Linked DNA regions of Homo sapiens: region 1 is linked to region 2. A link is an interaction called in ENCODE POLR2A ChIA-PET data of the cell type or tissue named here. Cell type or tissue: Caco-2. All regions are shown on one strand. Each heading gives the region's core, and the rest is flanking DNA. Links, peaks and the distances in the headings are about the cores only.

Evidence for each region. ChIA-PET counts read pairs that join two places held together with the same protein. Peaks named below come from ENCODE experiments on the same cell type or tissue, not always from the same donor. Only the 100,000 strongest peaks of a DNase experiment are listed, where the experiment ranks them.
Region 1: POLR2A ChIA-PET joins it to region 2 with 5 read pairs; 2 of 35 experiments call an interaction of 5 or more read pairs at or near these places.

What each region holds. Positions count from the first base shown.
Region 1 is chr19:41,156,772-41,161,153 of GRCh38, reverse strand. All of the region lies in intron 2 of LOC124904790, which reads left to right. Among named protein-coding and RNA genes, the nearest start is that of CYP2S1, 34 kb to the left of the region's middle. RefSeq lists an enhancer at 1,543-2,106. In Caco-2, for the core only: no CTCF peak of the experiment used is centred there; DNase peaks (open chromatin) are centred at 1,051 and 1,863.
Region 2 is chr19:41,846,867-41,851,248 of GRCh38, reverse strand. It overlaps DMRTC2 (DMRT like family C2), which reads right to left. Exons shown (of 9, transcript NM_001040283.3): 2 at 3,597-3,824; 3 at 3,368-3,513; 4 at 2,721-2,797; 5 at 2,274-2,454; 6 at 1,993-2,119; 7 at 877-937; 8 at 549-723. The coding sequence starts at 3,820. Among named protein-coding and RNA genes, the nearest start is that of DMRTC2, 4.0 kb to the right of the region's middle. In Caco-2, for the core only: no CTCF peak of the experiment used is centred there; no DNase peak of the experiment used is centred there.

The DNA of each region.
Region 1 (4,382 bases), core at 63-4,062, 690 kb after region 2:
CCTCCTAGGTTCAAGTGATTCTCTTGCTTCGGCCTCCTGAGTAGCTGGGATTAGCAGCACCATGCTGGCTAATTTTTGTATTTTTAGTAGAGATGGGGTTTCACCTTGTTGACCAGGCTGGTCTTGAACTGACCTCTTCTCCTCCCCTCCCCTTACCTCTCCTCCCTCTTTTCTCTTTCTTTTCTTTTCTTTGTTTCTCTTTCTTTCTTTCTTTCTTTCTTTCTCTTTCTTTCTTTTTCTTCCTTCCTTTCTTTCTCTTTTTCTTTCTTTCTTCCTCTCTCCTTCCTTCTTTCTTTCCTTCCTTCCTTCTTTCCTTTCTTTTCTTTTCTTTCTTTCTTTCTCCTCTCCCTCCCCTCTCCTCCCCTCCCCTCCCCTCCCCTCCCAGCCCTTTCCTTCCCCACTGCCCCCTTATCCTCTTTCACAGGGTCTCACTCCATCACCACAATCACAGGCTCACTGCAGCCTCTAACTCCTGGGCTCAAGCAGTCCTCCTGCCTTAGCCTCCTGAGTAGCTGGAATTAAGGTGCACCACCACACTTGGCTAATTAAAAAACTTTTTTTTTTTTTTTTTTTTTAAGAGAGGGATTCTCACTATGTTGCCCAGGCTGGTCTTGAACTCCTGGCCTCAAGTGATCCTCCTGTCTTGGGCTCCCAAAGTGCTGGGATTACAAGCATGAGCCACCTTGCTTGGCCAATCTTTTCCTTTGTTTGGTGAGATGCCCCATGGTTCTGGTGTGCATTCTCCCTCATTGAAATGGGTCAGTGAACCTGGCTTTGTTAGACTACAAGTTAGTTCCTGGTCACCTTAGATTGATGGGTGAAGGGGTTGAGAGTGTGTTACCTCAAATTTGCCACCCCAGCATAAGCATTATTTTGAGCTGAAGACAGTTGAGAAAAAGCAGACACATGAAAGAACTCTGCCCTCCCCTTCTCTACCAAGAAGGGCAGGATGATTTCTTAATAGCCAATACAATCTCTAGACTCTTATCAGCCCACAGATGGCAGGAGGGGAATCTATATAACAAACCTTATGAGCCAGCCCTTATCTTCCACTAGTTGCCCAATATATTTATCTTCCCACAATTTGCTGTGCCCGGAAGCTCAAAAGTTCTTTTCCTGTGTCTTGTCATTCTCTACAAATTTATTGTTCTTTTTTTTTTTTTTTTTTTTTTTTGTTGTTGTTGTTGGTGTTGGTGTTGATCTGGAGTCCAACTCTGTCACCCAGGCTGGAGTGCAGTGTCATGATCTTGGTTCACTGTAAACTCCGCCTCCTGGGTTCAAGCGATTCTCCTGCCTCAGCCTCCCAAACAAATTTATTGTTCTTTATTAAGATGCTATGGCCAGTCACGGTGGCTCACGCCTGTAATCCCAGCACTTTGGGAGGCCAAGACGGGCAGATCACCTGAGGTCGGGAGTTCGAGACCAGCCTGGCCAACGTGGAGAAACCCTGTCTCTACTAAAAAATACAAAATTAGCCAGGCATGGTGGCACATGCCTGTAATCCCAGTTACTCGGGAGGCTGAGGCAGGAGAATCACTTGAACCCAGGAGGCGGAGGTTGCGGTGAGCCGAGATCGTGCCATTGCAGTCCAGCCTGGGCAAAAAGAGCGAAACTCCATCTCAAAAAGAAAAAAAAAAAAGATGCTACGTAAGCTCCAAGTTCATTGGCAGAAGTAGGGCCACGTGCAGTAAAGCCTTAACTCTGCTGGCATGGGTCCTTAAGTATTGAACATTCCAAAGAAAAAAACTGGCCCTTGACCACTCCTTAAGCTCTAAGCCTTTGGAATATCCTGCCTGATAACAGTATCTGTACACATCTGGGCCTTGGGTGGGACAGAGGGATAGTTTATGCTAACACCATGACTCATGGTGTCTGTTTTTGCATACCTGGGGCTTTGGGCAACACTGTGTTAGTTTGACCTCTGTGGGCTGGAGACTGAGGAGTTGTCACTTGGGTGCTCTCTGCCTATGTAACTGACCCCCAGTGAACACCTTGGACACCAGAGCTTGGGTGAGTTTTCCTGGTTGGAAGTGCTCCATGCTTGTCATGGCTTCTTGCTGGGGAATAAAGCCCTCTCCACACAAGTCCACTGAAAGAGGACAGGTGGCAGCTCATGGGATCTCCCTCAGACTCCGCCCTGTGAGCCTTTTTTTTTTTTTTTTTTTTTTTTTTGCTGATCTTTTTTTTTCTGTTGCCCAGGCTGGAGTGCAGTGGCATGATCTTGGCTCACTGCAACCTTTGCCTCCCAGGTTCAAGTGATCCTCCTGCCTCAGCTTCTTGAGTAACTGGGATAACAGGCACCTGCCACCATGCCTGGCTAATTTTTGTATTTTTAGTAGAGATGGGGTTTTATCATGTTGGTCAGGTTGGTCTCAAACTCCTAGCCTCAAGCGATCTGCCCACCTCGGCCTCCCAAAGTGCTGGGATTACAGGCATGAGCTAACACGCCTGGCCCAAAGGTTCTTTATGAACCTTAATGTGGCCCTTAATGAGAACTTGATTTCCTCTGAACCTGTTTATCTCCCATGCATCTTGGTAAGTGGTATTACCATACCCTGATTGCTAGAATTAGAGATCTAGGAGTCATTCTTTTTATTTTATTCGAGTCTTTTTTTTTTTTTTTTTTTTTTGAGACAAGAGTCTCACTTTTGTCATCCAGGCTGGAGTGCAGTGGTGCAATCTCAGCTCACTGCAACATCTGCTTCCTGGGTTCAAGCAATTCTTGTGTCTCAGCCTCCCAAGTAGCTGGGACTGCAGGCACATGCCACCATGCCTGGCTGATTTTTGTATTTTTAGTAGAGATGGGGTTTCGCTATGTTGGCCAGGCTGGTCTTGAACTCCTGGGCTCAGGCGATCCTCCTGCCTTGGCCTCCCAAAGTGCTGGGATTAGAGGTGTGAGCCACCACGCCCAGCCTGTTTCTAACTTTATTATGAAAGTGACATTCAGATATCTACAAAAGTAGGGAGAAGAATGCAATAAACTCCTATCACCTAGTTTCACCAATTATCAGCATTCTCCTCAGCTTATTTTATGTATTCCTGTTTTCCGAAGCATTTTAAACAATCCCAGATATTTGCCCCATAACTATCTCAGTATGCATTGCTTAATGATAAAAAGTTTAGCAGTACCATCATGCCATTATTCCAGCTAGCAAAAATAATATTCCTTTAATTTCATCTAACACTCAGTCCATATTCATACTTCTCCAATGATCTCAGAAAAGTCATTTTTGGTTACTTTGTTCAAAACAGAATGCAAAAAAGCCCTGAGACTGTGTTTGGTTGTTATATTCCCAAAGTCACTAAAAAAAACTTTATCAAGGTATAATTGACATAAAACAAATGGCTCATATTTATTTATTTATTTATTTTGATTCTCTCACATCAGCCTCCCAAGTAGCTGGGACTACAGGCATGTACACCATGCCTCGCTAGTTTTTTTGTTTGTTTGGTTTTTTTAGAGACAGGGTTTTGCCATGTTGCTCAGGCTGGTCTCAAAACTCCTGGACTCCAGCAATCCTCCCCACTTGGCCTCCCAAAGTGCTGGGATTACAGGTGTGAGCCACCACGCCCTTCCACTGCTCATATTTAAATGAGCATTTCTGTAATCTCAACATTTCCTTGTATTTTTTTGTAATCTCTCCCACCCACTTACACTCCCATCCCTATTTTTCAAGCAACCTCTGATTTGTTCTCTATTGCTATAGATTAGTTTGTATTTTCTTGAGTCTTATATAAACGGAATCATATAGTATGTTCCTTTTTGGGGGGAGGAGTCCAACATAATTATTCTGAGATTGATTCATGTTGCTGTATGTATCAATAGTACATTCCTTTTGATTGCCAAGTAGTATTCCATTGTACAGATGTACCACAGTTTGTTTATCCATTTACCTGTTGATGAACATTTGGGGTGTTTTCAATTTTTGGCTATTAAAAATGCAGCTTCTATGAACACTTGTATACAAGTTTTTTTTTGTATATTTATTTTTGAGACAGAGTCTCGCTCTGTTGCCCAGGCTGGAGTGCAGTAGTGTGATCTTGGCTCACTGCAAGCTCCACCTCCCGGGTTCATGCCATTCTCCTGCCTCAGCCTCCCTAGTAGCTGGGACTACAGGCTCCCACCACCACGCCTGGCTAATTTTTTTTTTGTATTTTTAGTAGAGACAGGGTTTCACCATGTTAGCCAGGATGGTCTTGATCTCCTGACCTCGTGATCCACCCACCTCGGCCTCCCAAAGTGCTGGGATTACAGGTGTGAGCCATTGCGCCCAGACTACAAGTTTTTGTTGTTGTTGTTGTTTGAGACAGGGTCTTGCTCTGTCACCCCAGGAGGAGTGCAGTGGTGCAATGACAGCTCACTGCAGCCTTGATCTCCCAGA
Region 2 (4,382 bases), core at 223-4,222:
GTTCTAGCATTTCCTCCAGGCCAGTCTGCCCAATCCACTATTTGGACAAGAGAATTCGCAGCTTTCCCTGTCTGTCCCCCTAGGTGTTTCTCACTCTTCAAGGTTCCTCCAATCTTCTTCAGGTTTGTCACTGAGCCTTGTGAAGGCATCCAATTTCCCTAACTAGAACGTAAGCTCCTTGAAGGCACTTATCAGACCTCCTCCCAGGCCAGACCCCACTTCAGACTTCAGCAGGCAGCCTGGGTCCAGAGACAGAGCATTGGGTTCCCTGCCACTGTCTCACTATATGCCCTTGGGCAAGTCCCTGCCTTTCTCAGTGCCCCACTTTCCTTGATATCAAGAAATTTGCTGTCGAGTGCCAAACTGATAAAAAGGATTCACTGAATAACTCTCAACTGCAATCCCAGGGGCCAGGCTGAGGAGCTTGGGGTCCTGGGCCTGAAGACGTTCAACCTGTCGACCCCCTCATCTCCTTGGTTAGTCCCTGTGTACTTCAGTGATCTCCATTTCCCAGCCATCCCTATCCATCCTCTCCTTTCATGGCCCACCTGGTGGGCCACAGGGGTGAAGCAGGGAGATCCAGGCAGGGTTGGGGGGCACAGAAGGGGTCACACGAGGAGCCTGGGATGAATCTTTCAGCCCCACGAGGGCTTCAGCTGCCTCTTGCTGCAGCTGCCACTCTGAGGGGCCAGATGTCCGGGCCAGGCACGAGGCTCCAGAGGCCTGCAAGGGAAAGGGAGACAAGCAGACTGGGAACCCCCGCTTCTGCCCACCCTCTAAGTGTTCCTCAGCCCCTGCTTCCTTCAGTTTCCTGCTTTTTCCTTCCCCAGGCTCAACCTCCTCCCAGGGCCCTAGATCCCACTTCTTTCCCAGGACCTGTGGCTGTAGCTGAAGAGGGTCTGGGGTGCCACAGGGCTGGAGTATCAGAGTTGAGTGTCTAGAAACAAGGAGAGAAGATGCCAGGGTGGTTAAACAGATGAACAGACATGCACACATTGAAAGAGGGGCAGGATTTTGCCATGTTTTGATCTGGGAATCTGAGAGCCTGCTGGGCCATTAAGCTGTGTCTTGACTTATTTTGTTTTCAGTAAAGTAAAAATCCTTGCCAGTTTTTCCTCCCAGGGCTACTGTGAGGATTATGGGAAATCACTAGTGTCTTTTTTTTTTTTGAGACAGGCTCTTGCTCTGTCACCTAGGCTGGAGTGCAGTGGCGGTGTGATCATGGCTCACCATAAGCTTGAACTCCTGGGCCTACACCATCTTCCCACCTCAGCCTCCTAAGTAGCCAGGAAAACAGGTGTGCACCACCATTCCTGGCTGTTTTAATTTTTTTGTAGAGACGAAGTCTCGCTCAGTTACTCAGGTGGTCTCAAACTCTTGGCCTCAAGTAATCCTCCCACCTCAGCCTCCCAAAGTGTTGGGATTACAGGTGTGAGCCACCAGGCCCCACCTGATGCCGGTTTTTAAAAAAACACCTAGAAGACTGAGATTACTGTCCCTGACCTATCAGAGTCTGGGTCCCATTCCCCCAGTTCCCCAGTCACCATAGAACTTGAAGGAGAGCTTGGCTCACCTTTGGGAAGCTTTTCCTAATGGCCTCTGGCCCCTCTCCTGGGTCTCTGAGGCTCTCATCATCTCTGCCCCCCATATCAGCAGGCAATCTTACCCCATCAAATCTGTCTAAGCAGATATAACAGCTACCATTAAAGAGTCTGTGCTAGGTCTATTCCATACATTATTGCTAATTCTTACAACAATCAGAGAGGTAAGTAATAGTGTCTCCAATTTACTGATAGAAAAACAGGCTCAGAGAGGTAAAGATAATTGTCCAAAGCATCACAGCTAGGAAATGGCAGTACTAGGAGAGCTCTGCCTTGCCTATTAGTCAGAGACCTTTTCATCTTCATTATCCACTGTGGTTGGACACCAGCACTGTGGTTGGACACAGCACAGGCTTAGGCTTATGATACACATCCTTCTCTCCCTACTCACGTGCGGGGCTGGCTAGGGGGCCCTTGGGGCTCTCCAGAAAGAGGAGCTGTCAGTACTGGGTGAGATCCTGGGCAGGTGGTGAAGGGCCCATGAGTGGGCAGCTGGAGGGAGGTGCCAGGGTCAAAGCCTAATAAGAATAAAAGAATGCAGAGTGTATAGGGGCCAAGGTCATAGTTTCTTTCCTCCCTCTCCCCACCTATGCTTTCTTCCTCTTCCCTCTCCAATATGTGGCAGATTGGCACTCAAATATATGTTGAATGAATGTTGAATTATCATCTTACCAGGGAAGGGAGGCAGAGAGACAGCAGGTTCTTGGTACAGCAGGCGGCACACCACTGGTGGTGGCATGGAGAAGCCTGGAGGCAGCCAGTGTCCAGGGACCCAAGGGCCAGGAGGCACCGGAGTCCAGGACAAGGGCGAGGCTTCCGGGGGATGGCTGAGCAGCAGAGGCCCACAGGAGTTCTGCAGGGGCAGAGGGCACAGGCTGGAGTTGGGTACAAGGCTGGAAAAGGATTGAGTGTATTCTGGGATACGGGCAGAACCCCAAAACTTTGGGGCTGGGAGGCCCTCGTTTTCCCCTCATTTTGCCTAGAGAAGAGCAGTGATTTGACTAGATTACATAGCAAACCAGGGCTGGGGCTAGAACCCAGGTGTTGAGGGCACAGAAGAAAGGGTCTGGGTAGGAACTAGGGTGGGGGACACTTTCTCAGGCCCCAGCCTCTCCTTACCTTCCCGGGGGGTGTCGGTGCCAGCAGGACTGCCCCATGGGGGGTCTGAGGCTGGGGTGCTATGTTCTCCTTTCCAGCTGTGAAGGACCAGGGAGAGCTCTAATGAGCCCTTTCTCCTGACCCCTATCCTACCCCAACCCCAGACAGTTCTCATCTCCCCCATCTAGCTCATTTTTTTTTTTTGAGATGGAGTCTTGCTGTGTCGCCCAGGCTGGAGTGCAGTGGCGTGATCTTGGCTCACTACAACCTCCGCCTCCTGGGTTCAAGTGATTCTCCTGCCTCAGCTTCCCGAGTAGCTGGGACTACAGGCATGCGCCACCAAGCCCAGCTAATTTTTGTATTTTTAGTAGAGACGGGGTTTCACCATGTTGGCCAGGATGGTCTCGATCTCTTGACCTCGTGGTCTGCCTGCCTCAGCCTCCCAAAGTGCTCGGATTACAGGCGTGAGCCACTGTGCCCGGCCTCTAGCCCATTTTTGACCCACAGAACTCGCTGCATTCTCTCAACGCTGGGACAGCTGAGGCCGAGGGAGTAGAAACCCTTAGTTCAAGGTCGTACACCAATTCAGCAGCAGGACTGGGCCTCTTTTTCCCATACCTGCCTCCTGTACCCAAACTCCTGCCCCATCGCTGGTCAGAGACACTCACAGGGGACCTGTGGCTGAGTGGTTCCCTTTCTGAAGTGGTTGGGAGCTTTGGGAGAGGCTTCCCCTCTCCTCATCAGGTGCTTCTTTAGCTGCGCCTCCTGCTGCCTACGCAAGGCCACCTGGGCAGCCATGACCCTGCGGCGCTCCCTAAAAGTGGGGAGTTGCAAGTCAAAGGTCAGCCACCCTTTGGAGGAGGCTCATCCTCCTCCCCTCCCAGACCTCATACTCACAGGATGAGGACACATTTGTGACACTCGCAAGCCTGGAAGAGGCAGAGGCGCTTGTGGCCCTTGAGATGGGCGGTGACACCATGGTTGCGGCAGCGGGCGCAGGTTGGAGAGCGGCTGATGGCTCTCCTGGGGATCAGCTCTGTGCTCTGGGGGTCTCTGGTCTCATCCCAGGGGGCAGAGTCTAAGGGGCAGTGGTAGCCAGCAGGCATGTCACTGGGTTCCATGGATCTAGGGGCAGGAGTGGAAGGTAAGCATAGCCAGGTGGGCCTGCCCCTAACAACCCTCCTGCCCTGGAGACCACACCTGCAGGTCTCCATCCTGCCCCTCTTTAGACCCCGCCCTGATTCTGGCTTCTTTCCCAGCTTTCTCCCCTCTTTACCCCATGACATTTCTCAGGTATCTTCCTTCTTCAGAAACCCCTCTCCTCTTCCTCTTCTGTGTTCTTTCTTTTTTTTTTTTTTTTTTTTTGAGATGGAGTCTCACTCTGTCTCCCAGGCTGGAGTGCAGTGGCACGATCTTGGCTTGCTGCAACCTCCACCTCCCGGGTTCAAGCGATTCTCCTGCCTCAGCCTCCTGAGTAGCTGGGATTACAGGCAAGAGCCACCATGCCCGGCTATTTTTTTTTATTTTTGTATGTTTAGTAGAGATGGTGTTTCACCATGTTGGCCAGGCTGGTCTCGAACTCCTGGCCTCAAGTGATCTGCCTGTCTCGGCCTCCCAAAGTGCTGGAATTACAGCCATGAGCCACTGCACCCGTCCCCCCTTTTTTTAATTTAAAAATTTTTA